2 separate regions of the Homo sapiens genome follow, and region 2 is linked to region 1. A link is a loop called in an ENCODE intact Hi-C map of the cell type or tissue named here. Cell type or tissue: HCT116. All regions are shown on one strand. Each heading gives the region's core, and the rest is flanking DNA. Links, peaks and the distances in the headings are about the cores only. Region 1 holds the start of SLC22A24 (solute carrier family 22 member 24). Region 2 overlaps SLC22A24 (solute carrier family 22 member 24).

Region 1 (15,836 bases), core at 3,635-11,634:
GTACATGGGTTTAATTGCAATGGAGACATAGTCATGGGGAGATGTCCCTTAACTGTAGCTCTATCAGAGGGTGTCTGTCTGTAGCCTCAATGTGGTGTGTCTGCATTGGTGAGTATCCTAGACACTGCCAACACCTCCTTCCTTCTCTCGATGGATTCTGTAGCCCTGTGGTGGGATGTCTGTAGCCCCATTGCAGGGTGTCTGTTTGTAGCTCCACCACAGGGTGTCTGTGTCTGTAGCTCCATTGCAGGGTGTCTGTTTGGCTCCTGAGGAGGTCTCGGTTGGTTCTTTCTAACTAGTAGGAAGAGTCCTGGTTTGGGAGGCTTCTCCTTAATCAGGAAGATTTCAAGGAGGTTTCTCAGATGGAGAATAGAAGGATAGTTTGGAAGGGATAATCTTGAAGTTCTTGGCTAGGGATCTGATTTGGAAGGCCTGCTGTCCATCTCATCTTTGTGTGTGTTTGTATATGTGAAAGGGATCTCACAAGGGGTTGTTGGTGGAAGTCCAGTAGCCCTACCTCAGAGAACCTTCCTTATTTGTCTGGTTATATTTGATGACCCTAAAAAAGGCTCAACAGGCCTGTCTCTCATGGTAACTATCTGCTCTTTGCCTTGCCCAGAGATCCCATTGTGAATTACATTTGCAGGTTATCTCTCCCCACCTGGAGTGGATCAAAGGCAACAGGGACCAACAGGAAAAATGTTTGAGCTTTGCCAGGCTGATATTGGGTACTGAATGAGGTGACTAATGTCTGTTTTGTATGTGTATTTTGCTGGAATGGAAAATGTTAATTCAGTTACCCATGCAGCCCATTGGGCAGCATCTTGCAAATTAAGAATCTTGTCTATGTTTCCATAAAACAGGAAAGTGTGATTTCCTCTTTTAAAGTGGCATGAACCCCACAGCTATAGCACAAGTGAGCAGGATCATCAGAAGCCACTCCATTCTTCTGGAAGCTGCAGAGAAAGGGAAACTGGAAACCTGATATACCAGCAAAAAGGGTAAGAAATTCTTACTGGCCAAGTTTCTGGTCTCTCTCTGTCTTTCTCTGTCTTGGTAAATAGTAAACTATCTGTCTCATCTGCAAGGGTTTGATTAATAAAAAAAGGATTTATGAGACTAATCTTAGGCTGTAGCATATCTGGTATAGTTTGTGCTAAGAATTTGTCTTTCTGTGTTCTGTAATGGAGAGAGGGGTATCAACAGGATAGAACGTGGGTTTAGGACCTCTATAAGCCTGCCTTTCAAGCCAGCTCAGCAGGCTGGTCAGTTACAAACTTTGCTATGGATCCCTGAAGCCAATACTGTATGAGATTTCTATGTCTTGTTTTGTGTCCTTAAGAGCTCAACCTTGTGACCATGCAGGGATTCTTTCTTTTTGTTTCCACCATCCAGAGGACAGAAATTTTGGGGTTCATGTCATAGTCCTACAATTTTTTCCTGACCAGTTAAAGCTTCGCAAGCTTGAAATTGGCTTCTGAGGCCGGGTACGTGGTGGCTTACACCTGTAATCCCAGCACTTTTGGAGGCCGAGGCAGGCAGATCATAAGGTCAGGAGATCAAGACCATCCTGGCTAACACGGTGAAACCCTGTCTCTACTAAAAATAGAAAAAATTAGCCGGGTGTGGTGGCGGGCACCTGTAGTCCCAGCTACTCGGGAGGCTGAGGCAGGAGAATGGCATGAACCTGGGAGGTGGAGCTTGCAGTGAGCCAAGATCATGCCACTGCACTCCAGTCTGGGCAACAGAGCAAGACTCTGTCTCAAAAAAAAAAAAAAAAAAAAAAAAAAAAGAAATTGGCTTCTGTACTCTCCTTCTGGGAAAAGCAATAGAAACTGCTCAATGCTGTATAGTTCAATAGCTAAGGCTTTATCTTTTGATAATGGTGGCCTGGGTTCAATTGTTGGCTTCTGGAATGATTCCTTCCTGGTTTATTTGTGTAACTTTGCCATTTAATAAGGTTTTTTCCCCCCCATGGATAGCTTTTGATTTCCTCTGTTGAATTTTCCTTTCTCTGAACTACCTTGTAGAGATTCTAAATCTTGTAAAAACAAACTGCCTACCATGTCTTTAAAGCACCTAGGAGGTTACCTTTGGTAAAGTTTAGAAATATTGGCTGCTTGGGTAATAAGAGATCTGAAAGGATTTTTTAAAAGAGCACTGTGGTTAAAAGTCAGCTTAATTAAAAGTGGATAAGCAAGTTATAGGCATATTTAAAAGGCCTTTATGTTTTTCTCTTCTTGGAACTTGTTTTTCTGGAAAAAGCTTTTTTCTTCTCAGTCAACTGAAATATTTTTCTCCATTTTTTTTTGTCTTGCCACTCTTAATGCACACACGAGGGGCCCTAAGATAATTTCTGGTAGCCTGGAACTCCTTGGGAAAAACAGAAGGTGCCACAGACACCGTTTCGGAAGAAAGCTCTGTTTTCCTCATGAAACCCCAGGAATTAAAAGCGGATAGATCCCTCTCAAAATGCTGTGTTCTGTTTCGCATTGTGTCATCTGACAGTTTTGAGTTTTAGGGGTATCAGAAATTACTTTTCATTATGAAAGAGCTTGGTGTGTAATAACTAGGTAGGAAATATACCTTAGGGGATGGCTAATAGTAGTTATGGAGGAACACTTGACTCTTTGCACACCTGGATCAGAAAAGCATGCTCTTGGCTACCTGGAAGATATGGAAACATCCCCAACCCCCAATGAGAAATGAGACTCTCATGGGGGATGGTCTAATTATAAGATGGGCTGATTGTCTGGGTTGCCTTGCAAGGAAATGCACAGTTGGTAAAAGCACCACACTGACTTCTCCCAAAGTATTTCCCTCCTTTTAGGGATCCGATCCAGGATCCAGTATAAAATGGCACCCCTAATTTTGGGGATCTGTCTTTGCCTTCAGCTGTGATTAGGCCCTAGAAATGCATGCTCTCCTGGCCCTTTTCCTCCAAGGGCTCTACCTGGAAGCCAGTAATCCAATTAAGAAACTGGCAAATGAAAAATCTTACAAGTACTGAATATTCTCTTTATCTGTATTTATATGTTTTTTTTTGTGTGTGATATTTATATGTAAAAGAGCTCTGATTAATTAGCTTAGAAAAATAAGAGCTTAATATTTTGTCAGAAAAATAGAAACTTTAATGACTTTTTGTTCACATGTCTTTAGTAATCTTTTGGAAATAGAGACAGTTTTTTTGTTTTTTTGTTTTTTTTTTTTGTTTTTTTTTTTTGAGACGGGGTCTTGCTCTGTCACCAGGCTGGAGTGCAGTGGCACAATCTCAGCTCATTGCAACTGCTGCCTCCTGGATTCAAGCAATTCTCCTGCCTCACCCTCCTGAGTAGCTGGGACTACAGGCACACACCACCATGCCCAGCTAATTTTTGTATTTTTAGTAGAGATGAGGTTTCACCATGTTGGCCAGGATGGTCTCAATCTCTTGACCTCATGATCTGCCCACCTCGGCCTCCCAAAGTGCTGGGACTACAGGCGTGAGCCACCACATCTGGGCATAAAGACAGTTTTAAAGATTATCGGTAAAACAAAGTGTCTTGAAAATATAGACATTTGGTCTAAATTAAGGCCAGATATCAGATCTGCTAAATGCCTTAAGGTCAAACTGTTTCCTTGACCTTTGAAAATCATTCAGTTTACCTACTTTGGAGCATTAGATTATAGATGAGGCTTGGGGACACATGAAGAGCCTCGCCCTTAGCTATGCTGAAAAGAATTAGATCTTATCTTCACTTCTATCTGATGTCCTAGGCTTCACCCCAGTACATAATTAAAATTGCTTACTTATCAGGTTTTTCACTAAAAAACAAAAGTAGCAAAGAGTTAACATTGGAATATGAAATTGAGATTACTGGAGAAACAGTTTGACATACAAGGTGCGTAGGGAATGTGTTTTTGGTAAAAGTTTATAAGAAGGCATAAGAATATGGCTTTTGTTAAAGGGAATGTAATTTTTTCTGGTTTAGAGGGGGTTTTAAAGACTGTCTTAAACTAAGAGAGAATAAGACAAAACTGAAAGTTTAAGCAAAGTGAAAAGGTTTTGTAAAGCGTTAATCTTATAAAAAATTCTGTGGGTATACACAAGTTGGCTAAGATGTAAAAGAAATTATTTAGCTTTTTACAATAGGTTAGAACACTAATCATACTGATGTGGGGCCAGAATCTGGGCCCATGTGTCCAAATAACAGGGTTTTCTTAGAAAATTGATGTGCTGTTTGATTGAAAATTGTAAAGCGTTCTAAAAAGTTTATAAAAATCTTATCTTATGGTCAAACTAATTAAAACTGGATAGAGATATAAAATTTTATTTTAAAAAACAAACTTTAACATTAAAGATGCACTAATGCAAACATGAAATTTGGTTTTCTCTTTTGAAGACAATTTTTATGTAATGTTAAAAGATAATGAAAGGGTTTTGTTTTCTCCTTTGGGTAAACGGCAGGAAATAAAAGGAGGAGAGGGAGGAGACAGATTTAGTTGGCCTCATGCTATCTTCGTTGGGTTTTGTTTGGAAAGCTAACCCCCCTCCATCGGAGTAAAGGATACAATTGGAGAAACTGGTCATTTTTCCAAGGCTTTGACTGGAATGGCATGCTTCTTGTAAAGAATCAAAGTTGACTTATGGAACCAATTAAAACCCACTGGGGAATCTGGCCTCATACCTTGTCCAGACAGAGTCCCTGTACAAGGTTCCTGACCTGTGTTAAGTAAAGAATGTCACTTTCTAACAGGCCCAGGAACCCCAAGTTATCTTGAGGAGAGGACTTTGTTCAACTCATAGGTATCTGAGGGTTCAAACCCATGGCTGGGCTCGGCTTTTAAAAAGCCTTATCTGAGATTCTTCATGGAACAGAGTTTCATCAAAGCCAATTAAAAAAGCCTAAGTGAAAAATAATTATTCTTGCTGCACTTTATGCAAATAATCAGGCCAAGTACAGTGAAACTAAAGTTTGTTTTGTAAACTGTAAGTCAGTTCTATCATAATTTGTTTTTAATAAAAATAGGGACTGGAGAGAGAAAAATTATGCTTCAAAAGAAAAACTATATTACACTTTTGTTAGCTGTTCTTGATGTTTTTTTTTCTGCAGGTTAGACTAAATTCTAAATTATTTGTGAGTTAGAAGGCCCCAGACAAATGCTTTCCAATCTTTGCTTTTAAAATTGGGAATTGTACTCCTCATCCTAGGACTCATTATTTACCTTATAGCATGCTCTTCATTTAAATACTGTACTAAAACTATAGATGAGAGTACTAATATTTTTGCCACACAAGCCTTGGAAGCCCATCCAGGCCTGCATGAATACACTCAGTAGCAAAGCAGTTCCACTCTTCTCACCTTGGGGTTCACTCCCATTCCCATTATGTCCCCTGTCAGCAGGAAGAAGCTGGAGTGATAGATGGCCTTTTCCCGTCTTCATAGCCTACATCTTAAGATTAAGGTGTTATAAAACCCAAAGGGAGGGATTGAAACTGCCTTTGCAAAATTATGACTGAGACCGTGAAAGAGATCTAACTTAACCGACTCCATCTTGCTTCTGACCTCCAAGCTGTCCTTGTGCATTCCTGGGCATAGGCTGAACTAACTTTGGGAGAAACTTAGTTTGTAGTTTATAGTTTGAACAAAGACAGCCTTTCCCAAAGCAGACCTCCTTCTTGCCTGGGGACTAGATTAACGTTAGCCACAGGATTAGAAATTATCATTTAGTAGTCACACAGCTGGAGGCTACAAGATTCTGACCCTCCCTAAACTGCTCCTAAGATCAGTGCTTGAGATATTTTGCAGATCCCGCACTTGATGGATCAGCTGTCACCACCCAGATCGATAAACTGGCTCATCTGATCTTGTGACCCCCACTTAGGAAGTGACTCAGCACAAGAAGGCAGCTTTGACTCCCTATGATTTCAGCCCTGATCAGTCAGCACTCTTGGCTCACTGGCTGCCCCCCAACCACCAAGTTATCCTTAAAAACTCTGCTCCCCGAATGCTCAGGGAGACTAATTTGAGTAGTAATAAAACTCTGGCCTCCCTCAAAAAACAAAAAGCAAAAAACAAAAACAACCAAAACTAAGTATCTCAACAACATTTTGTAGGAGAAACACTTTCACAACCAGCAGAATGCAGAAAAATTTGTCAAATCCCAAAGCGTGGATATTTATGTTACAGAATTAACAAACTTATTTCTCATTGCCAAAAATGTGTTGATTGTAATGGTTCCTATTTTGATTAATAAAGATGTGTTTGAGCCTAGTTATAATGATTTAAAATTCATGGTCTAATACCACAATTTACTTTTACACCAATATAATACTAATACACTTGGCTGTATCGTAGAGTATTAATAGATAATCAGGTGCTGCCACCTGCTAAAGGAATGAAGAATGAGCTGACTGCAGGTCCCATCTAAGGACTAAAGGTATAAAGCAAGTCAATTTTTTTGTGTTAACTCCAAACACTTTAATCATATAAACAGAAGATTTACATGGGGCCTCTTACCTCAGTCACGATGGTGGAGAGGAAAGAGCTTCTGTCGTACACCCAGCCATCCACACAGGGCTCCGTGTCTGGCTCATTTGTGTTGGGGAAGGTCCCGTTCAGGTGAAGGAGCTGCCACTGGGGATGGATAAAGCGCTGACACTTCTGTGGCCTCAGGTTTGAGTCCAGTGGGATGGAGATTCTCAGGAGGTCATCCTTGCTGAGGGTCCCGGTATCATTGTCAGACACAGTGTCATTGTCCAGGAGGGGGACCCAGCAGCGATGACTAGGGGTGAATGCAGTGAAGTTCTCCAACACAATATTAGGGAACAGTAGGATGTTGGTGATGCAAAAGAAAGCTATCAGACAAATCTGGAATCTCCCCATGCCACCCACTTGATCCAGGAGCACATCAAAGCCCATTGAGACTGAACAGGTGATCCCCAAGAGGAAGCACAATGACTTTATGAAGAGAAGTTCAGAGGGAGAAAATGTCCCCTTTCACAAAGTTACCATAGTGCCATGTGGATCCTGACACTGCTTTCTTCTTGGTGGGCCCTGCACTGAGTGGTGTGACACTACTGCAGAAGAGCAGTGGAAGGACTTTCCCCAAGTCCTTTAACTTTAGGCAGCCAAATAGTTTCAGAAGTCACAGATATAATTATTTGGCAAAGAGACTGCTAGCTGTTGACAACTGAATCTTCTTAAAAGACTACTCTGTGAAAGATCCTGATCTCTGAGTTTCCTGATAAGTCAACGGTGGATTTTCAGGTGGATGCAGTCCCCACGTGACCTAAAATACACCTGTTCAATAGTCTGCCATTCTTCTTAGAAATGGGATATTAGAAAATCCAAAGTGAATTGCTTTATGATGTTCTTGTACAAAGATCAGAGAGCAGGGCTTTTTTTGGACTAGGACTGAGTTTTACTAAAAGTTAATAAAAACTATTCTTAGTTAAAGGAAAGTGGAATGTTGAGTTTAAACATTGACTTTTGCTAAGTGTAGTTCTGCTTCAGTTCAAGTCATACCAATGACAGGGCTTTAAAGATTTTTTAAAATAGGGAAATTAGGATAAGAAACAAAGAGAAAGGAAATAGTGCTTTTATGTATTATAGTAGTATATTTCACCAGATTTATTGATTCATTCAAATATCATTTTGGGCTTTCTGGTGCTATTGCTGTAAATAAAGCAATGTTAACTTACATATATTTATTTATAAGTTTAAAATAAAATTTGAGCTCAATGTCTCATATAAATGATAGGTTTGTAAATAATTGTACTGTAATGTCATCATATAACTATAAGGAAGATACACAGTGTGCTATGGAAGATTAAGGAGAAACTGTTTAATGATACCTGGATAGATGCCATGGAGCAGGGGAGTCATCCCTCTACAAATTAACTTTACCTACTCTTTTTTTTTTTGAGACAAAGTATCACTCTGTCACCAGGCTGGAGTGCAGCGGTGGGATCTTGGCTCTCTGCAGCCTTGACCTCCTGGGTTCAATCAATTCTCATGTCTCAGCCTCCCAAGTAGCTGGGATTACAGGCATTCACCCACATGCCCAGCTAATTTTTGTATTTTTTATGGAGAAGGGGTTTCATCATATTGGCCAGGCTGGCCTCAAACTCCTGACCTCATGTGATCTGCCCACCTCAGCCTCTGAAAGTGCTGGGATTACAGGCATGAGCCACCATGCCCAGCCAGCTTGACCTACTCTTGTGGGAAGATTCTTGAGATAATGAAGCAGTGGATGAGGGACTGCAAGAGTCAATTTTTAAATGAGGGAATAATAAGTACACAATTACAGTTAAAGGTGTGGCATAATTGTGTACCTACAAGGATATTCAAAAGCTAGCAGCTAAATAGCATGCACGGATATAATGGGAAAAGACAGGTTGATTAAAAAGAAACCCAAAGAAACAAACAGAATCTCCAGAATTTATTCTGCCTACAAGAAGTTCTTATTTTTGAATTTCAAACTGGTCACCCGTGAAACATCTTAAGATGCAGATTCCTGGATGGGTGCAGTGGCTCACACCCATAATCCCAGCTACTCAGGAGGCTGAGGCAGGAGAGCCACTTGAACCTGGGAGTGAAGGTTGCAGTGAGCTGAGATTGTGCCACTGCACTCCAGCCTGGGTGACACAGCAAGACTCTGTCTCAAAAAAAAAAAAAAAAAAAAAAAAAAAAAAAAAAAAAAGCAGATTCCTGTCCAGCCTGCAGAGATTCTCTGTTCAGGAAATGACTTTCATGGATCTATTCCAAACAGGAAATCTAATACATCACAGGGTTTTGTTGTAAATTGTTAGAAATGTTTTAGTTCACTAGGGCTGCATAACAAAATACCACAGACTTAACAGAAGGTGACTTTACAGAAGTTTATTTTCTCACAGTTCTGAAGGCTGAAAGTCTAAGATCAAGGTGTCAACAGATTTGATTTCCTCTGAGCCTCTCTCTTTGGTTTGTCAATAGCTGCCTTCTCGTCATGTCCTCACATATTCTTTCATTTATGCATGTGCACACCTGGTGTTCCTTCCTCTTCTTATAAGGACACTAGTCATATTGGATCAGGGCCCCACCCTATGGGTCTCATTTTAACCTATCCCCAAATATGGTTGTATTTTGAGGTATTAGGGGTTGGGACTTTGACATAGGAATTTTGGGAGTGGGAGACACAATTCACCCCATAATGGGGTTAGACAATCACAATTATATTTTACTAAAGTTACTGACACAGTGTAAAAATAGTAAGAAGTGAACGTTCCAGCAAGGCAAACCATTCAGAACCACAAGAATAAAATGATGTAAAGAATGATTACAGCTGTGAATTCACTGAGTATTCGCTATAAGTCGATTCTGTTGTAAGCACTTTTAATGTTTTCCTTATTTTAGTTCTCACCCTTGTTATCTACATTTTACCCCTGAGAAAACAAAGGACTAGACACATTAAATAACTTGCCAAAGGATATACAGAGTGTAAGTGGTAGAGCCAAAATATGGACCATGGTAGTCTAAAGGAAAATCTCTTACTCACTTTAATAAATGACTTATTTTCTTTTTCTTTTCTTTTATTTTATTATTATTATACTTTAAGTTTTAGGGTACATGTGCACAACGTGCAGGTTAGTTACATATGTATACATGTGCCATGCTGGTGCGCTGCACCCATTAACTCATCAGTAAATGACTTATTTTCATCTCATAAATTAAATGATTGTTTTTATGCTCAGAAACAACGATGGCCTATCTAGAGTCAAGATGGCTGGAAGAGGAGAGGCTGAAACCATTGTGCCCCATCCCCCAAATCTCCCATGAAACACAGAAAATTTAAAGGAGAGGAAATTAGTAAGTATCATGGTGACCAAGTATAGACACAAAAAGGAATAAGAAGGAATGTTCCATAGGTCAAAATAGTGATGTATCTCTAGAGTAATGAGTAAGTAAAGAAGCATGCAGAGAAAAAAGCATTAGTAAGGACAATAATGATCACTAGCAATATATTGTCATTTCCTATGTGCCAGACACTGGGCTGGGTGATTTCTGTGCATGTTATTTATTCCTCACAACAACCCCGTGAGATGGGTATTACCCTCCTTGGTTTACAGGGAAAATGTAACATGGACAAGTGTTGTAATATGCCCTATTAAGTTGACTGGGATAGTAAGATGTGAACACTGTATAAAGCTTAAAAAGTCTGGCAGGGAGTCCAGTGTTGGGTACACAGTGGAAGATTAGACTGGTGGCAATTAGGAAACTATGGGTGATGATACAAACACCCACCTGTAAAATTCTCATTCCACCCTCATGGCACCCAGGCTTCTTCTGTTTCACAGATTCTACAATCATTTGGACAAAAGAAGCCCAGGTACTGTAATGTCAGCATGAGAAGTTTATGTCTTATTCAAATGGAAGAGAGGTGAAGTCTACTCACTCTTGCTGAGGTTGAATTCCTATTGTGCACCACCACAGCTATCTCTCTGTTTTATGTGCCTATAGGCTGTTATGTTCATCTATTTATCTCTCATTTCCTTCCAGCATTATTGATTGTTTTGCTGGCTTTATATAGTTTCTTTAGGACACTTACATTGACTTGCTACTGTGCTCAGTTCTTTCCTTTGATCTCACTGACACCTTTCAGTATTACATGGCAGCAAGACTAGTTTTAACATCCATGTTTTCTTAGTGGAAACAAACTGTATACTGAAGGACATGGGAAGCTTTGGTAAGGCAATACTACTGTAAAAACTGAGGCCTCCCCTATAAGCCTGCATAGGAAGATGCACCAGGAAGGGCTGCCCTCATCTCTGAATACACCTGCCAGTGAATCAATGGAATCAGAACCTTACCTATCTTTTGGGGAAGCAAGGAAAGCCAGGACACAGACAAAATAATTCTGTAGTGTAAGATAAGCTCCATTAAGAAATCACCAACCTCCTGACATACAAACGGACAGTGATGTCTCTCAATTTGAAAAGCAGAAACCAAAATAAACTTTGATGAACCCATTTTCTCCTTAAGCTACTGCCCTATTACCTGATATTATTGACAGCAAATCTTTTCTCACTTTCTTCCCTTCCATTTACATTTTAACTCAATCCTATCAGGCGTTTATCACCAAATTTCTTCTTAGTAAGGAAGGTCTTAATGTTTTCCATATTATTAGATCCAAATGTTTATGTGTTGCAGTTGATAAATTCTTCTTCCTGGAAACATTTTTCTCATTTGGCCTCCCAGATTTCTACTCTGTTTTTATTTTACTAATTCATTCCAGGCTCTAGTTTCTCAGTCTTCTGTGCTGAGTCTTCAAACATTGGAGTTTTGGAGGGCTAAGTTCTTTAACAATTTCTCTTGTTTACATGTACTCACTTCCTTAATTTATTTTCTAATGCTTCTATCTTAGTCAGTTGCATGTTGCTATAAAGGAATACCTGATGCTATGTAATTTGTAAAGAAAAGAGGCTTATTTGGCTCATGGTTCTGCAGACGGTATAAGGATTGTGGCATCAGCATCTACATCAACTGTGGGCTTCAGGCTGTTTCCACTGCAGAAGGTGGAGGGAAGCCAGGGTATTGTGGAGGTCACATGGCAAGAGAGGTAGCAAGAGGGCAGTTGGGGAGATGCCAGACATTTTTTAATAGCCAGTTCTTAAGGGAACTAATAGATTGATAACTCACCCACCTTCAAGAGAGAGCATTAATCTATTCATGAGAGATCTGCCTCCACTACCCAAATACCTCCCAGTGGGCTCACCTCCGATAATTGGGGTCAAATTTCAACATGAGATCTGGAGGGACAAACATCCAAACTATAACAAACTCTTAGATTTTTATCTGCAGCAAACTACTCCCCTAAACTCCAAGTTTTAAAAATTGCTTTACCTTCAAATGACGCCCAGAATCTGACTTCTCCTAACTACCAGCCTACTACCTCCCAAGTCTAAGTCCCTCTCATTTCTCACCTGGACTATTCCCCTGCCCCGCTACCTTTCTTCCACACAAATTGCAGAGTATACCGTTTCCAATTTGTCATGTCATGTCAAATCTCAAATACCTCCTGTGGCTTCCATGTCCTGCAGAATAATGTCAACCACCCTACTACCTTCAAGGTCTTATTAGATTTAGTCCCTTCTGTCCCTTTACCCATATGACTTTACCTTATTTTTCTCTACCCATACTGGCCTTCTTTGTGTTTCAAATGATGCTAGGCAATTTCCACTCCAGGATTTCTGCATTGACTTTTCCACAAAATGCCTCAAAAATTCCATCAGTTCTTTCAGTTCTCCAGTCAAATGTTACCACATTTGAGAGGCCTTCCCTATGTTGTCTCCTTACATATTGATCTAGATGCCATCTCTCTCTCTACGCATATCCTTATTCTGTTTCATTTTCTTCATGCCATTGAGCACTACCAGCCATATATTTGCTTATTACCTATTTCCCCACTACTTGAATGTACTTCCAGTGAAATAAAACAGTCTGCTTTGATCTTTCTTGTATCCTCATCATCGTGAAGAGTTTTTGGAACATGTTAAGTGCCAAATAAATAATTGTGGAACACTGAACAAAGAAACATGAGACATTCCAAGATATTGGCAACCCATCGTAAAAACCACATAATATCATTTATTCAATAGAATTTGATATGGGGAACTAACATGCAAAGTTCAGACAAGGAATGGTAAAACAACTCAGACATCAGCAATGGAGGAAGGTGCTACTACACGAACTGGAGAACAAGTAGAAGAGTTAATGCCACCTGTATTCAGGTGCTAGGATCACCCAGAGGAACCTAGAGGAAATGCGCTAGATGGGTGGGAGCTGGAACAACAGAGGAGATATTGTCACTGATGTAGGTCCTGCCTAAATCAAGGGGGCTTCTGCCTTCCTTTTGCTCTCCAATATTCCACCGTCTTTTATTGCCTGGCCCTAACCACAATCAAATTGCCAACAGAATCTGGAAATGTAGTGTGATGGTTAATTTTAGGTGTCCACTTGACTCGATTAAAGAGTACCTAGAGTGAGGTTTTCCAGAAGAAATTAGCATGTGCGTCTGAGTGGACTAGGTGAGAAAGATTCTCCCTCAATGTGGGTGGGCACCGTCTAATCTGCTGGGGGCCCAAACAGAACAAAAACAGAGAAAAGGTAAATTATTCTCTCTCTCCAGAGCTGGGATACACTTTTCTTATCTTGCTTTGGATATCAGAACTCCAGCCTATCTGGCCTTTGAACCCGAAAACTTATACCAGCAGCTTCCCAGGTTCTCAGGCTTTTGGTGTTGGATGGAGAGTTACACCATTGGCTTCCCTGGTTCTGAAGTCTTCAGACTTGGACTGAGCCACATTACCAGCATACCAGGGTCTTCAGCTTGCAGACAACTTGTCACAGGATTTTTCAGCCTCCATAATCACATGTGCCAATTATCCTAAGAAACCCCTATCATTCATATATATATATATAATATATGTCATATATGTAGGAATGTCATATATGTCATATATGTATGAATACATATATCATATATATATTCTACTGGTCTGTCTCTCTGTAGAACCCTGATTCATACATGCAGTTTGCAAGGACATCTCCCTGGTTATTACCTTTACTTATATTGGGATTCCACTTTAACAAATGCTGTGGTATTCACCTATATTTGTTTTCAGAGTGTGCTATATTTCCATTATGATTTCCTAAAAATGCCTTTCTGCCTCCTCTATATGTTCTGCTTCCTGAATCATTTAACAGGTATTATACTTTGTGCACAGACACACCTATTTTGTTTATTGATCAGTCTGTTTGCTCCTGTTCTCATACCTCATTGTTTTTATTCACTCGTTTTGTATATGCTTAAAATCTGGCAGGGAAAGTCATTTAGCTTTGTTCTTCTTTTCAAAATTAGAATAGTTACCAGCAAATCTACATTAGTCTATATAAATTTTTAACCTTGTATGAGTATTGAAATTTACATATAGAAGTGTACCTAAAACACGTGTGTGTGTGTGTATATATATATATATATTTTTTGAGACAGAGTTTTGCTCTTGTCGCCCAGGTTGGAGTGCAATGGTGTGATCTTGGCTCACCGCAACCTCCGCCTCCTGGGTTCAAGCGACTCTCCTGCCTCAGCCTCCCGAGTAGCTGGGATTACAGGCATGCACCACCACGCCTGGCTAATTTTGTATTTTTAGTAGAGATGGGGTTTCTCCATGTTGGTCAGGCTGGTCTTGAACTCCTGACCTCAGGTGATCCACCCGCCTTGGCTTCCCAAAGTGCTGGGATTACAGGCGTGAGCCACCGCACCCAGCCACGTGTGTATATTTAAAAGAATTATTATAAACAGAACATGTATTTAACCACCATTCAAATGACAAAATCTAACTTAAGCGTAATTAAGAAAACACCTGTGTGCAACTTCAGAATAAATGTCTTCCTGCTTTTCTGTGAGTAACCACTTTTTAGATAATTGTAAAAATAATTTACAGGCATATCATTTTTTGTTTATGGCTCCTTTATCTTAGGTAAAATTTACACATTATGAAATATACAAATCTTAAGTGCAATTTCAAGGTATTTAAATAACTTCGCTTAGCAGTGTAAACTGCAATCCTCTCAACATGCAGAACAATTTCCTACTCCCAGAAAATTCTTTTTTTTTATTATTATACTTTAAGTTCTGGGGTACATGTGTAGAACGTGCAGGTTTGTTACATAGGTATACATGTGCCATGGTGGTTTGCTGCACCCATCAACCCATCACCTACATTAGGTATTTCTCCTAATGCTATCCCTCCCCTAGCCCACCACCCACCAACAGGCCCCAGTGTGTGATGTTCCCCTCCCTGTGTCCATGTGTTCTCATTGTTCCACTCCCACTTATGAGTGAGAACATGTGGTGTTTGGTTTTCTGTTCTTGTGTTAGTTTGCTGAGAATGATGGTTTCCAGCTTCATCCATGTCCCTGCAAAGGACATGAACTCATCCTTTTTTATTGCTGCATATTATTCCACGGTGTATATGTGCCACATTTTCGTTATCCAGTTTATCATTGATGGACAGTTGGGTTGGTTCCAAGTCTTTGCTATTGTGAACAGTGCTGCAATAAACATATGTGTACGTGTGCCTTTATAGTAGAATGGTTCGTAAACCTTTGGGTATATACCCAGAAATGGGATTGCTGGGTCAGATGGTGTTTTTAGTTTTAGATCCTTGAGGAATCGCCACACTGACTTCCACAATGGTTGAACTAATTACACTCCCACCAACAGTGTAAAAGTGTTCCTATTTGTCCACATCCTCTCCAGCATCTGTTGTGTCCTGACTTTCTAATGATTGCCATTCTAACTGGCATGAGATGGTATCTCATTGTAGTTTTGATTTGGATTTCTCTAATGACCAATGATAATGAGCTTTTTTTCATATGTTTGTTGGCTACATAAATGTCTTCTTTTGCGAGGTGTCTGTTCATATCCTTTGCCCACTTTTTGACGGGGTTGTTTGTTTTTTTTCTTGTAAATTTGTTTAAGTTACTTGTAGATTAGCCCTTTGTCAGATGGATAGATTGCAAAAATTTTCTCCCATTCTGTAGGTTGCCTGTTCATTCTGGTGATAGTTTCTTTTGCTGTGCAGAAACTTTTTAGTTTAATTAGATCCCTTTTGTCAATTGTGGCTTTTGTTGCCATTGCTTTTGGTGTTTTAGTCATGAAGTCTTTGCCCATGCCTATGTTGCCTATGTTCTGAATGGTATTGCCTAGGTTTTCTTCTAGCGTTTTTATGGTTTTATGTCTTATGTTTAAGTCTTTAATCCCTCTTGAGTTAAGTTTTGTATAAGGTGTAAAGAAGGGGTCCATTTTCAGTT
Region 2 (15,836 bases), core at 3,418-11,417, 49 kb before region 1:
CCTGACAGGGAGAAACCTCCCAACGGGGTCAACAGACACCTCATACAGGAGAGCTCCAGTTGGCATCAGGCTGGTGCCCCTCTGGGATGAAGCTTCCAGAGGAAGAAGCAGGCAGCAATCTTTGCTGTTCTGCAACCTCCACTGGTGATACCCAGGTGAAAAGGGTCTGGAGTGGACCTCAAACAAACTGCAGCAGACCTGCCAAAGAGGGACCTGACTGTTAGAAGGAAAAGTAACAAACAGAAAGCTACAACATCAACATCAACATCAACATAAAGGACTCCACACAAAAACCCCACCTAAAGGTCATCAGCCTCAACAATCAAAGGTAGATAAATCCAAGAAGTTGAGGAAAAATCAGTGCAAAAATGCTGAAAATTGCAAAAACCAGAATGCCTCTTCTCTCCAATGATCCCAACTCCTCTCCAGCAAGGGAACAAAACTGGGCAGAGAATGAGACTGATGAATTGACAGAAGTAGACTTCAGAAGGTGGGTAATAACTCCTCTGAGCTAAAGGAGCATATTCTAACCCAAGGCAAGGAAGATAAGAACCTTGATAAAAGGTTGCAGGAACTGCTAACTAGAATGACCAGTTTAGAGAAAAACATAAATTACCTGATGGAGCTGAAAATCACAGCATGAGAACTTCATGAAGTACATACAAATATTATAGCCAAATTGATCAAGCAGAATAAAGGATATCAGAGAATGAAGATCAAGTTCCTGAAATAACGTGTGAAGAAAAGATTAGAGAAAAAAGAATGAAAAGGAATGAACAAAGCCTCCAAGAAACATGAGACTATGAAAAGACACAACCTACGATAAATTGGTGTCCCTGAAAATGATGGGCAGAATGAACCAAACTGGAAAACACACTTCAGGATATTATCCAGGAGAACTTCCCCAACCTAGCAAGACAGGCCAACATTCAAATTCAGGAAATACAGAGAACAACACTAAGATACTCCTCAAGAAGAGCAAACCCCAAGACACATAATTGTCAGATTCTCCAAGATTGAAACAAAGGAAAAAATGTTAAGGGCAGCCAGAAAGGTCAGGTTACCTACAAAGGGAACCCCATCAGACTAAAAGTGGATCACTCTGCAGAAACCCTACAAGCCAGAAGAGAGTGGGGGCCAATATTCAACATTCTTAAAGAAAAGAATTTTCAACCCAGAATTTGATATCCAACCAAATTAAGTTTCATGTGAAGGAAAAACAAAACCCTTTCCAGACAAGCAAATACTAAGGGATTTTGTCACCACCAGGCCTGCCTTATGAGAGCACCTGAAGGAAGCACTAAATATGGAAAGGAAATACTGGTACCAGCCACTGCTGAAACACAGCAAAATATACAGAGCAATAACACTATGAAGAAAGCGCATCAACTAATGGGCAAAATAACCAGCTAGCATCATGATGATAGGATCAAATTCACACATAACAATATTAACCTTAAATGTAAATGGGCTAAATGCCTCAATTAAAAGACACAGAATGACAAACTGGATAAAGAGTCAAGACTCATCTAATGTGCAAAGATACACATAGGCTCAAAATAAAGGGATGGAGGAAGATTTATCAAGAAAATGGCAAGCAAAAAAAGCAGGAGTTGCAATCTTAGTCTCTGATAAAACAGACTTTAAGCCAACGAAGATTAAAAAAGACAAAGAACAAGGCCGGCCGCGGTGGCTCACGTCTGTAATCCCAGCACTTTGGGAGGCCGAGGCGGGTGGATCACAAGGTCAGGAGGTCGAGACCATCCTGGCTAACACGGTGAAACCCCGTCTCTACTAAAAATACAAAAAATTAGCCAGGCGTGGTGGTGGGCGCCTGTCGTCCCAGCTACTCGGGAGGCTGAGGCAGGAGAATGGCGTGAACCCAGGAGGCAGAGCTTGCAGAGAGCTGAGATCGGGCCACTGCACTCCAGCCTGGACGACAGAACGAGACTCTGTCTCAAAAAAAAAAAAAAAAAAAAAAAAAGACAAAGAATGGCATTACATAATGGTAAAGGGATCAATGCGACAAGAAGAGCTAACTATCCTAAATATATATGCACCCAATGGAGGAATACCCAGATTCATAAAACAAGTTCTTAGAGACCTACAAAGAGGCTTAGACTCCCACACAATAATAGTGGGAGACTTTAACACCCCACTGTCAATATTAGACAGAGCAACAAGACAGAGAATTAACAAGGGTATTCAGGACTTGAACTCAGCTCTGAACCAAGCAGACCTAATAGACATCTACAGAACTCTCCACCCCAAATCAAGAGAATATACATTCTTAGTGCCACACAGCATGTATTCTAAAATTGACCACATAATTGGAAGTAAAACATTCCTCAGCAAATGCAAAAGAACGGAAATCATAACAGTCTCTCAGACCACAGTGCAATCAAATTAGAACTCAGGATTAAGAAACTCACTCAAAACCACACAACTACGTGGAAATTGAACAACCTGTGCCTGAATGACTACTGGGTAAATAATGAAATTAAGGCAGAAATGAAGTTCTTTGCCCCAGAACTTAAAGTACAATAAATAAATAAATAAATAAATAAATAATAGCTATCTTAAAAAAAAAAGAAGTTATTTGAAACCAATGAGAACAAAGACCCCAAGTACCAGAATCTCTGGGACACAGGTAAAGCAGTGTTAAGAAAGAAATTTTGTAGCCCTGAATGCCTACCACAGAAAGCTGGAAAGATCTAAAACTGACATTCTAATATCACAATTAAAAGAACTAGAGATGCAAGAGCAAACAAATTCAAAAGCTAGCAGAAGACAAGAATTAAGAAATAAGATCATAGTAGAGTTGAAGGAGATAGAGACATGAAAAACCCTTCAAATAATCAATGAATCCAGGAGCTGATTTTTTGAAAAGATTAACAAAATAGATGGACCGCTAGCTAGACTAATAAAGAAGAAAAGAGAGAAAAAGAGGTATCACCACTGATCCCACAGAAGTACAAACTACCATCAAAGAATACTATAAACACCTCTACGCAAATAAACTAGAAAATCTAGAAGAAATGAATAAATTTCTGGACACACACACCCTCCCAAGATGAACTTAGGAAGAAGTCAAATCCCTGAGTAGGACGATAACATGTTCTGAAATTGAGGCAGTGAGTAATAGCCTACCAACCAAAAAAGGGCAAGGACCAGAGAGATTCACAGCCGAAGTCTACCAGAGGTACAAAGAGGAGCTGGTACCATTCCTTCTGAAACTATTCCAAACAATAGAGGAAGAGGGACTTCTCCCTAACTAATTTTATGAGGCCAGCATCTTCCTGATACCAAAAGCTGGCAGAGACACAACAACAAAAAAGAAAATTTCAGGCCAATATCCCTGGTGAACATCGATGAGAAAATCCTCAATAAAATACTGTCAAACTGAATTCAGCAGCACATCAAAAAGCTTATCCACCACGATCAAGTCAGCTTTATCCCTGGGATGCAAGCCTAGTTCAATATACACAAAACAATAAACATAATCCATCACATAAACAGAACCAATGACAAAAACCACATGATTATCTCAATAGATGCAGAAAAGGCCTTTGATAAAATTCAACACCCTTTCATGCTAAAAACTCTCAATAAACTAGGTATTGATGGAACATATCTCAAAACAATAAGAGCTATTTTTGACAAATCCATAGCCAATATCATTCTAAATGGCAAAAACTGGAAGCATTTCCTTTGAAAACCGGCACAAGACAAAGATACCCTCTCTGACCACTCCTATTCAACATAGTATTGGAAGTTCTGGCCAAGGCAATCATGCATGAGAAAGAAATAAAGGTATTTAAATAGAGAGGAAGTCAAATTGTCTCTGTTTGCAGATGACATGATTGTATATTTAGAAAACCCCATCATCTTAGCCCCAAAACTCCTTAAGCTGATAAGCAACTTCAGCAAAGTCTCAGGATACAAAATCAATATGCAAAAGTCACAAGCATTCCTATACACCAACAATAGACCAGCAGAGAGCCAAATCCTGAGTGAACTCCCATTCACAATTGCTACAAACGGAATAAAATGCCTAGGAATACAACTTACAAGGGACATGAGGGACTTCTTCAAGAAGAACTACATACCAGTGCTCAAGGAATAAGAGAGGACACAAACAAATGGAAAAAAATTCCATGCTCATGGATGGGAATAATCAATATAGTGAAAATGACCATACTGCCCAAAGTAATTTATAGATTCAATGCTATTCCCATGAAGCTACTAGTGACTTTCTTTGTAGAATTAGAAAAAACTAGTTCAAATTTCAAATGGATCAAAAAGGACACTGTATAGCCAAGAAAATCCTAAGGAAAGAGAATAAAGCTGGAGGCATCATGCTACCTGACTTCAAACTATACTACAAGGCTACAGTAACCAAAACAGCATAACACCGCACATCTACAACCATCTGATCTTTGACGAACCTGACATAAACAAGCAATGGGGAAAAGATTCCCTATTTAATTAATGTGCTGGGAAAACTGGCTATCTTTATGCAGAAAACAGAAACTGGACCCCTTTCCTACACCTTATATAAAAATTAACTCAAGATGGATTAAAAATTTAAATGTAAAACCCCAAAACCATAAAAACTCTGTAAGAAAAGCTAGGCAGTGCCATTCAGGACACAGGCATGGGCAAAGACTTCATGACTAAAACACAAAAAGCAATTGAAACAAAAGTCAAAATTGACAAATGGAATCTAATCAAACTAAAGAGCTTCTGCACAGCAAAATAAACTATCATCAGAGTGAACAGGCAACCTACAGAATGGGAGAAAATTTTTGCAAGCTACCTATCTGACAAAAGGCTAATATCCAGAATCTACAAGAACCTTAAACAAATTTACAAGAAAACAAACAACCCCATCAAAAAGTGGGCAAAGGACATGAGCAGACATTTCTCAAAAGAAGACATTTATGTGGCCAACAAACATGAAAAAAAGCTCATCGTCACTGGTCATTAGAGAAATGCAAGTCAAAACCACAATGAGATACCATCCCATGCCAGTTAGAATGGTACTCATTAAAAAGTCAGGAAACAACAGATGCTGGAGAGGCTGTGGAGAAGTAGAAACGCTTTTACACTGTTTGTGGGAGTGTAAATTAGTTCAACCATTGTAGAAGAGAGTAGTGTGGTGATTCCTCAAAGATCTAGAACCAGAAATATTATTTGACCCAGCAATCCCATTGCTGGGTATATACCCAAAGTATTATAAATCATTCTACCATAAAAACACATGCACACGTATGTTTATTGCAGCACTATTTATAATAGTAAAGTCTTGGAACCAACCCAAAGACCCATCAATAATAGACTAGATAAAGAAAATGTGGCACATATACACCATGGAATACTATGCAGCCATAAAAAGGAATGGAATGATGTCCTTTGCAGGAACATGGGTGGGGCTGGAGGTTATTATCCTTAGCAAACTAATGCAGAAACAGAAAACAAAATCCTGCATATTTTTATTTACAAGTGGGAGTTAAATGATGAGAACACATCATCACATAGAGGGGAACAATAGACACTGGGGCCTACCTAATTGGGGAAGGTGGGAGGAGGGAGAGGATCAGGAAAAATAACTAATGGGTATTAGGCTCAATACCTGGGTGATGAAATAATCTGTACCACAAACTCCTGTGACACGAGTTTACCTATATTACAAACCTGCACATGTGCCCTTGAACTTAAAATGTAAGTTAAAAAAATAAAATGCAAATTAAATTTACAATGTGATACTATATGCAGTCATTGGAATTATGAACTTAAAAGATTTCACAATAAGTCATATTGGCAAAATATGGAACAACCAAAATTCTTTTTTTCCTGTATTTAAAAAAAAATTTGTTATTATTATACTTTAAGTTTTAGGGTACATATGCACAATGTGCAGGTTTGTTACATATGTATACATGTGCCATGTTGGTGTGCTGCACTCATTAGCTTATCATTTAGCATTAGGTATATCTCCTAATGCTATCCCTCCCCCCTCCCCCGACCCCACAACAGTCCCCAGAGTGTGATGTTCCCCTTCCTGTGTCCATGTGTTCTCATTGTTCAATTCCCACCTATGAGTGAGAACATGCAGTGTTTGGTTTTTTGTCCTTGCGATAGTTTGCTGAGAATGATGGTTTCCAGTCCCTACAAAGGACATGGACTCATCATTTTTTATGGCTGCATAGTATTCTATGGTGTATATGTGCCACATTTTCTTAATCCAGTCTATCATTGTTAGACATTTAGATTGGTTCCAAGTCTTTGCTATTGTGAATAGTGCCACAATAAACATACATGTGCATGTGTCATTATAGCAGCATGATTTATAATCCTTTGGGTATATACCCAGTAATGGGATGGCTGGGTCGACTGGTATTTCTAGTTCTAGATCCCTGAGGAATCGCCACACTGACTTCCACAATGGTTAAACTAGTTTACAGTCCCACCAACAGTGTGAAAGTGTTCCTGTTTCTCCACATCCTCTCCAGCACCTGTTGTTTCCTGACTTTTTAATGATCGCCATTCTAACTGGTGTGAGATGGTATCTCATTGTGGTTTTGATTTGCATTTCTCTGATGGCCAGTGATGGTGAGCATTTTTTCATGTGTCTTTTGGCTGCATAAATGTCTTCTTTTGAGAAGTGTCTGTTCATATCCTTCACCCACTTTTTAATGGGGTTGTTTGTTTTTTTCTTGTAAATTTGTTTGAGTTCTTTGTAGATTCTGGATATTAGCCCTTTGTCAGATGAGTAGGTTGCAACAATTTTCTCCCATTGTGTAGGTTGCCTGTTCACTCTGCTGGTAGTTTCTTTTGCTGTGCAGAAGCTCTTTAGTTTAATTAGATCCCATTTGTCAATTTTGGCTTTTGTTGCCATTGCTTTTGGTGTTTTAGACATGAAGTCCTTGCCCATGCGTATGTCCTGAATGGTAATGCCTAGGTTTTCTTCTAGGGTTTTTATGGTTTTAGGTCTAAGATTTAAGTCTTTAATCCATCTTGAATTAATTTTTGTGTAAGGTGTAAGGGATCCAGTTTCAGCTTTCTACATATGGCTAGCCAGTTGAAGTGCACATTTGCACATCCAGTTTGGAATATTGATTGATAGTTCACTATAGCCAAATATACATGTGCCTTAAACCCAGGAATTCATAATAGCCCACAAGTGGAAAAAAATCCAAAACCCATGAACACCAGAATAGACAGATAACTTATGGAATATTCATATAAGAGAAAATGACCTACAATTAATTAAAAGACCAAATTACTGTTATGCAAGACAAAATGAATAAATTTCACATATTTAAAGGTACACAGATAGCATGATTCCATTAATATTAAATTCAAGAACCAGCAAATGTAATCTGCAGGGATAGCAGTAAGTACAGTTGGTGGTTTTGGAGAAGTATTAACTAGGGTGAAAGAGACATGAGAGATGATTCAGGATGCTGAAAATGAGCTTGTCTGGGTGGTGGTTACATAGTTTTATAGATTTGCAAAATTGATCTAGACAGCCAGTTGATGTAACTTCTTTAGTGAATAAAAAATTAGAAAATCAAAAAATTAAACTATGTTTTATGGTAAAACTTACTATCACCATAATATCCAGTGATAAACTTTGTGCTGGAATATGATGCTGATAAGTTTTAACTATGTGGTTAGGTCCCACTGTCCTGTCATAATATTAGGCTATCTAAAAATGTGGCACTTAGAGGCATACATTTGTATGTGATTTTCTCTTCTCTTATGTATTAAATGTCCTCCAAATGCTGCTGCTAATCTTTTGAAAGAAGAAACAGTTTTGTGTCTCCAATATTTTAAAGTGAATCATCACCAAATGGAACTTACCTCACAAAGCACAGGCCGAAGACTCTCATTCGCAATTTGGGTGCACGGAACAGGGAAAAAATGGATGTTTTAATTCGGACTGCATCCAACTCCTTCTTCATGGTGGATCTCACAAGCTTCAGCAACAAAAATAACAACAAGCATTTGTGAGATGTCAATAATGTGTCAGGCATAGTGGTAAGTACTAGAGAACAAGATAGACATATTGTAAACTATCCTCAAGGAAATTTCTGTCTAGTGGGGAATATGAGCATTAAATAATTCATCTCATGTGTGAAGTGTTACAAAAGGTGTAGGAAGAAATGGGAACTCAGAGGAATTATATAGGAATAAAACCAGGTTAAACACTGAGCCAGTGATAGGTAAAAGCATTAACAAAAATATTTGCATTATAAATCGGAGGAAATGAAACGGTATTTGTTTAAAGGTTAAAGGTTTCTTTCTTATCCACTGGGCATGAAATACTTGTCCTTCCTTTGTTATGAGAGAAGGTGTTTATTTTTATAAGTCAATAGCTTTCTTGAAAGCTGGGTCCACTTTATGATTAGCTTCTGAGCAATTATTCTCTAGATATGCCAGTCAAGTGTTTGCTATTGTGAACAGTGCTGCAATAAAAATATGTGTGCATGTGTCTTTATGGTAGAATGATTTATAATCCTTTGGGTATATACCCAGTAATGGGATTGCTGGGTCCCCTCATGAGTGGAGTGCACAGAAGTGAAGGCAAGGAAAAAAGTTGGGGATGTGTTGGTGGAGTATGATTTTTGCCTAAGCCAGATATTTGAAGAAGTGAAATATAGTTGTTGGAAAGGAGATGGTTTTAGGCTTGCACAAGTCTGGCTTGGAATTTCAGCCCTGCCATTTGATATATTACTTATCTCAGGTGCTTAGTTTTCTTATCATTTAGAAAATGAATTTAGCGTTTCTTTCATAGGGATTATCTAATAATTATCTGAAGTCTTACATGTAAATATAAAATGTATTTAGCACAGGAGTAGAAACATTATTTTTAAAAATAATATTAATTCATTTCTTACATTTATGATTTAGTGCAGGATATGGGAGACTTTTACATAGAGCTCCAGTAAGTAAATATTTCAGGCTGTGCACAGCAAAAGAAACTATCATCATAGTGAGCAGGCAACCTACAGAATGGGAGAAAACTTTTGCAATCTATCATCTATCCATCTGTCAAAGGGCTAATATCCAGAATCTACAAGGAACTTAAACAAATTTACAAGAAAAAAAAAACAACCCCATCAAAAAGTGGGTGAAGTATATGAACAGACATTTCTCAAAAGAAGATATTTATGCAGCCAACAAACATGAAAAAAAGCTCATCATCCCTGGTCATTAGAGAAATGCAAATCAAAACCACAGTAAGTTACCATCTCATGCCAGTTAGAATGGCGATCATTAAAAAGTCAGGAAACAACAGATGCTGGAGAGGATGTGGAGAAATAGGAATGCTTTTACACCATGGGAGTGTAAATTAGGTCAATCATTGTGGAAGATCGTGTGGCAACTCCTCAAGGATCTAGAACCAGAAATACCATTTGACCCTGCAATCCCATTACTGGGTATATACCCAAAGGATTATAAATCATTCTACTATAAAGACACATATGTTTATTGCAGCACTGTTCACAATAGCAAAGACTTGGAACCAACCCAAATGTGCATCAATGATAGACTGGATAAAGAAAACGGGGCACATATATGCCACGGAATACTATGCTGCCATGAAAAATAATGAGTTCATGTCCTTCATCCATGTCCCTACATGGATGAAGCTGGAAACCATCATTTTCAGCAAACTAACACAGGAGCAGAAATCCAAACACCATGAGTTTTCACTCATAAGTGGGAGCTGAACAATGAGAACACATGGACACAGGGAGGGGAGCATCACACACCAGGGCCTGTTGGGGGATGGGGGGCAAAAGGAGGGAAAGCATTAGGACAAATACCTAATGCATGTGAAGCTTAAAACCTAGATGATGGGTTGATGGGTGCAGCAAACCACCATGGCACATGTATACCTATGTAACAAACCTGCATGTTCTACACATGTATTTCAGAACTTAAATTATAATTTAAAAAGTTTAAAAAATGGAAATAATATCAAGCATCATCTCTTACCACAGTGGAATAAAACTAGAATTCAGTAACAAGAGAAACTTTAGAAACTATACAGACACATGGAAATTAAACAATATGTTCCTGAATGACCAGTGGGTTAATGAATAAATGAAGACAGAAATTAAAACTATCTTGAACCAAATGAAAGTGGACACACAACATACCAAAACCTATGGGACAGAGAGAAAGTGGTACTAATTGCAAATTTATAGCAATTAGTGCCTACATCCAAAATGTATAAAAACTTCAAATATTGGCAGGCACAGTGGCTCATGCCTATAATCTCAGCACTTGGGAGGCCAAAGTGGGTGGCTCACTTGAGGTCAGGAGTGTAAGAGCAGCTTGGCCAACATGGTGAAAACCTGTCTTTACTAAAAATGCAAAAATTAGCCAGGCATGGTGGCACATGCCACCCAGCTACTTGGGTGGCTGAGGGAGGAGAATCACTTGAACCTGGGAGCTGAAGGTTGCAGTAAGCCAAGATTACACCACTGCCCTCCAGCCTAGGTGACAGAGTGAGACTCCATCTCAAAAAAACAAACAAGCAAGCAAACAAACAAATAAAAAAACTAAACAATCTAATGATGTGTCTTACAGAATTAGAAAAACAAGGGCAAACCAAACCCCCAAAATAGTAGAAGTAACAAAGATCAGAGGAGAAAGAAATGAAATTGAGAGAAAACAATACAAAAAATGAACAAAAGCTGGCTTTTTGAAAAGATAAACAAAATTGACAAACTTCTAGGCTAAGAAAAAAGAGAGAAGACTCAAATAAAATCAGAAATGAAAAAGGTGACATTACAACCAATACTGCAGAAATTCAAAGGGTTATTAAAGGCTGGTATGAGCAACAGTATGCCAATACATTATAAAAGCTAGAAAAAAATGAATAAATTCCTAGTCACATGCAACTTATCAAGATTGAACCATGAAGAAATTCAAAACCTGAACAGACCAATAAGAAGTAATGACATTGAAGCCACAATACAAAGTCTCCCAGCAAAGTAAGCACAGGAACTGATGATTTCGCTGATGCATGTTAACAAATATTTATTGGTTTTTATTTATATTTAAAATTTTTTTGAGTTGCTGTCTCACTGTTTTGTCCAGGCTGGAGTGCAGTGATGCTTTCATGGCTTATAGCAGCCTCAACCTTCCAGGCTGAGGTGATTGTTCCATCTCACCCCCTGAGCAGCTGGGACCACAGTCTGTACCACCACACCTGGCTAATTTTTAAGATTTTTTTTTTTTTTTTTTTTTTTTTTTTTGTAGAGATAGGGTCTATGTTGCCTAGGCTGGTCTTGAACTCCTGGACTCAAGCAATTCTTCTGCCTTGGCCTCCCAAATTGCTGGCCTTACCAAACATTTAAAGAACTAGTACTAATCCTACTCAAACTATTCTGAAAAAATACGGGAGGAGAAAATACTTTCAAACCCATTCTGTGAGGCCAGTATTACTCTGATACCCAAACCAGACAGAGACAGATAAAAAAGAAAACTACAGGTTAATATCCCTGATGAATATTGATACAGAAATCCTCAATGAAATACTAGCAAGCCAATTTCAATGACACGTGAAGAAGACTGTTTTTCACGGCCAGGCAGAATTTATGACCAGGAATGCAAGGATGGTTCGACATATGCAATTCAACCAATGTGATACATCCTATGAACAGAATAAAGGACAAAAACTGCATAATCATTTCAGTTGATGCTGAAAAAGCATTTGATAAAATTCAACTTCCCTTCATGATAAAAACTCAAAAAAATCTCAGTATAGAAGGAACATACCCCAATATAATAAAAGCCAGATATGATAGACACACAGCTAGTACCATAGTAAATGGATAAAAACTAAAAGTCTTATCCCTAAAATTCAGAAAAAGACAAGGATGCTCATTTTCACTACTGTTTTTCAACATAGTACTGGAAATCCTAGCTAGAGCAATCAGACAAGAGACAGATATAAATGGCATCCAAATTGGAAAGGAAGAAGTTAAATTATCTTTGTTTACAAATGATATAAGCTTATATTTGGGAAAGCCAACACTCCACAAAAAACTATGAGCTGATAAACAAATTTAGTAAAGTTGCAAGATACAAAATCAACATAAAAAATAAGTGGCATTTCTATATGACAACAGTGAACAATCTGAAAAATAAATTAATAAAGTAATACCATTTGTAATAGGTACAAATAAAATACCTAGGAATAAATTTTTAATCAAAGAAGTGAAAGAGCTCTACAATGAAAACTATAAAGCACTGATGCAAGAAATCGAAGAGAACACACAAAAAATGAAAATATATTCCATGTTCATGGATTGGATTAATCAGTATTGTTAAAATGTCCATACTACCCAAAGCATTCTACAGATACAATGCAATATACCAATGATATTCTTCACAGAAATAGAAAAAATAGTCTTAATGTTTTAGTGGAACCACAAATGACTTAGAATAGCCAAAGCTACTCTGAGTAAAAAGAATAAAACTGGAGGAATCATGTTACCTGGCTCTAAATTATACTACAGAGCTGTAACTACCAAAACAGCATGGTACTGGCATAAAGACACAGACCAATGGAACAGAGTAGACAAGCCAGAAATAAATCCCTACATCTACAGTGAACTGATTTTTGACAAAGGTACTAAGAAAATACTTCAGGGAAAAGACAATTTCTTCAATAAATGGTGCTGAGAAAACTGGATATCCATTTGCAGGAGAATGAAACTAAGCTCTCACCATATAAAAAATCAAATCAAAATGGATTAAATGCTTACATCTAAGATTGCAAACTATACATCTACTATAACAAAGCACTGGGGAAACTCTCCAGGTCATTGGTCTGGGCAAAGATTTCTTGAGTAATATGCCAAGCAGAAGCACAGGCAGACAAAGTAAAACTGGATAAATGGGATCACATCATGTTAAAAAGCTTCTGCACAGTAAAAGATATAATCAACAAGGTAAAGAGACAGCCTGCAGAATGGGAGAAAATATTTGCAAACTACTCATCTGACAAGGGATTAATAACCAGAATATATAAGGAGCTCAACCCTCATACACAGTTGGAGGGAATGTAAATTAGTACAATCACTACGGCAAATATTTTGGAGGTTACTCAAAAAACTGAAGATAGAACTACCATATGATCCAGCAATGTTACTACTTGTTTTTTTTTTAAATTACACTAGGTAAGTGTTTATTAAATTAATGCTACTCTTCAAAAGTTGCATATAATATTACACTAGGCAAGAATCAATGCTGCTATTCAAAAATTGTATATAATATTATACTAGGTAAGTGTTAATTAAATTAATGCTGATATTCAATTATTAATATCAAACAAATTAGAAATAAAGCATAAGTGTTAGCTTAATATGGATCACTACTATAAGGTAAAAAGATTCAAAAAGCCCAGGAGTTCCATATGATCCAGCAATGTTACTACTTGGTTTTTATCCAAAGGAAATGAAATCAATATTTGAAGAGATATCTGCACTTCATGTTTATTGCAGCAACATTCACAATAGCCAAGATATGGGGGCAACCTAAGTGTCCATCTACAAATAAATTGATAAAGAAAAGTTGATACGTATACATGGAGTACTATTCAGCCATAAAAAGAATGAGATTCTATAATTTGCAGCAACATGGATGAAACTGGAGGTCATTATGTTAAGTGAAATAAGCCGGACACAGAAAGATGAACTTTTCATGTTCTCAGGAACATTTGTGGGAGCTAAAAATTAAAACAATTGAATACATGGAGATAAAGAGTAGAAGGATGGTTAGCAGAGACAAGAAAGGGTAGTTGTGGAGGGGGAATAAGGTTGGTTAGTGGGTACGAAAATATAGTTAGATAAATTGAATAAGGTCAAGTGTTTGATGGTACAACAGTGTGACTAAAGTGAACAATAATATATTGTACATTTAAAAATGACTAAAATAGAATAATTGAATTGTTTGTAACATGAAGAAAGGATAACTGCTTGAGATCATAGATACCGCATTTACTCTGATGTGATTATTATGCATTGTATGTTTGTATCAAAATATTTCACATACCCCATAAATATTTATAACTACTATGTACCCATAATAATTAAAATCAAGAAAAAAGAAATGGCTTTGGAATACTGTTATGAAAACATGGCCTAGAGATTGTTTCTTAAGATCCCAGAAAGATAAAAGAGTCAGTGTATTATTCAGAAACAAGGGGCCCTCTAAAGAGATTAAAAATATGTCTCTCAATAAAAAAAATACAGCCTCTAGGATACTCAGATGCACTGGTCTGTCACCCATCTCAGCAGGAGCCATAGGTAGAATAGAGCTTATCTCAAAGATGTTTGTTGCTGTGAATTTTGTCTAACAAAAATAAACCCCAATGGGTTGACAGGTGATCTGCCATGTTTTTGAGAAATCTTTGGTGGAAAAAACACTGCACACATGATAGCGTGGGATAGAGACAGTACAAAATGAAAAAGCCTGTGTAACCCCACAAATCTTGCTGGTGAAAAGCTGAATAAGAGTACCATTCAGCTGCAAACATGTTCTTTTTCATGAGAGGGAAGAAAACTCATAAATTGTATCCAAAAGGGAAGAGATTGTAGCAGAGAGCCAAATTGCTTTCATTTTCCATGCCTTGAGACCTAATCAAGGAACTTCTAACGTTTGCCTGGCTGCACTTCATAATTGCTCTGAACTCCTTGTACCTCATGTCTCTCCCATTTTGATCAGGAATATCTGCAGTAGTTATTCCATGCTGCTATCATTATTGTATGCTGGATGTGTTGGAGACAGATGTCTTGTGTCTTTAGTTTCACAGGTCAATTTATACAAACACAAAGGTCCTATAGTTAGAGAACTACATATAAGTAGGCTTGTTCACACTCGAACTTAATTGAAATTCTGGACTTTGAGCATATGCTATAATGAAATAATACTTTTCCAGACATTGTACATGTGTTAATTTACTTAGCATATCAGAGGGATGAAATCATTTGGGGCCAGAGGCTAGAATCTTTGTGTTTTCCTTTACTAACATGTTCTTCTACAGGGCATTTGCTCTCTTTCAGGACTGACATGTATTTATTAGTTTTGCTTATACCAACCAGTTCATTTTATCCCTGAAATGCTATTTGTCTTCCTTTTTACCAGCTAACTCCTAATCCTTTTCTGACCTATTAAGGCTAAAGTGGATACTTCCTCTGTGTTTTCTCAAAAATACTCTGCATATAACCATATGATAGCACCTATTCTATATTATAATGATCTCTTAATTTTTGTGTCCCATAGTAAAATTTAAGTTCTTTGAGGTCAGAGACTCTGACTTATTTTCTTATCAACATCTAACAATACCCTGGTACACCCTGGTAGGCAATAAGCATTTTTAAAGGAATGAGTGAAAGAGTGCTTGAATGAGCCACGTCAGGCTCTGGCTTCCAGTCATGAGAAGAAAAACTTCAAAAAAAGAAAAATTCTCAGCTGTTTTTCTGGCACACACAATATTAGTACCCCTGATGAAGACAATGTAAATGCCAAAAAGGTCTTTTATCTATTTTACTGCTGTATCCACATTGTGTAGAACTTTATTTGACTTATTTGGTGCTCAATGGGATATTTATTGAATTATTGAATAAATACATAAAGGGTCAAAATCACATTTAAATCTATCTTCTGTATGATTAATTATAATTTATTTTATTGGCTTTCTTATTTTCCCCAGAGGGGACCATGAGTCAGTAAAATAGTGAGAAATAAATTGTGTTTTGATTACTTTCCCCTATACGTCTAGGGTAAGAGCATGAAAATTTCCCAAT

What was found. Peaks named below come from ENCODE experiments on the same cell type or tissue, not always from the same donor. Only the 100,000 strongest peaks of a DNase experiment are listed, where the experiment ranks them.
Region 2: it touches region 1 in a loop (1.8-fold over the local background); 2 of 110 quality-filtered maps call a loop at or near these places.

Annotation. Positions count from the first base shown.
Region 1 is chr11:63,136,878-63,152,713 of GRCh38, forward strand. SLC22A24 (solute carrier family 22 member 24) reads right to left here and starts at 7,344. Exons shown (of 10, transcript NM_001136506.2): 1 at 6,501-7,344. The coding sequence starts at 6,902. In HCT116, for the core only: no CTCF peak of the experiment used is centred there; no DNase peak of the experiment used is centred there; H3K27me3 peaks cover 5,789 bases.
Region 2 is chr11:63,088,122-63,103,957 of GRCh38, forward strand. It overlaps SLC22A24 (solute carrier family 22 member 24), which reads right to left. Exons shown (of 10, transcript NM_001136506.2): 6 at 7,870-7,985. Among named protein-coding and RNA genes, the nearest start is that of SLC22A24, 48 kb to the right of the region's middle. In HCT116, for the core only: no CTCF peak of the experiment used is centred there; no DNase peak of the experiment used is centred there.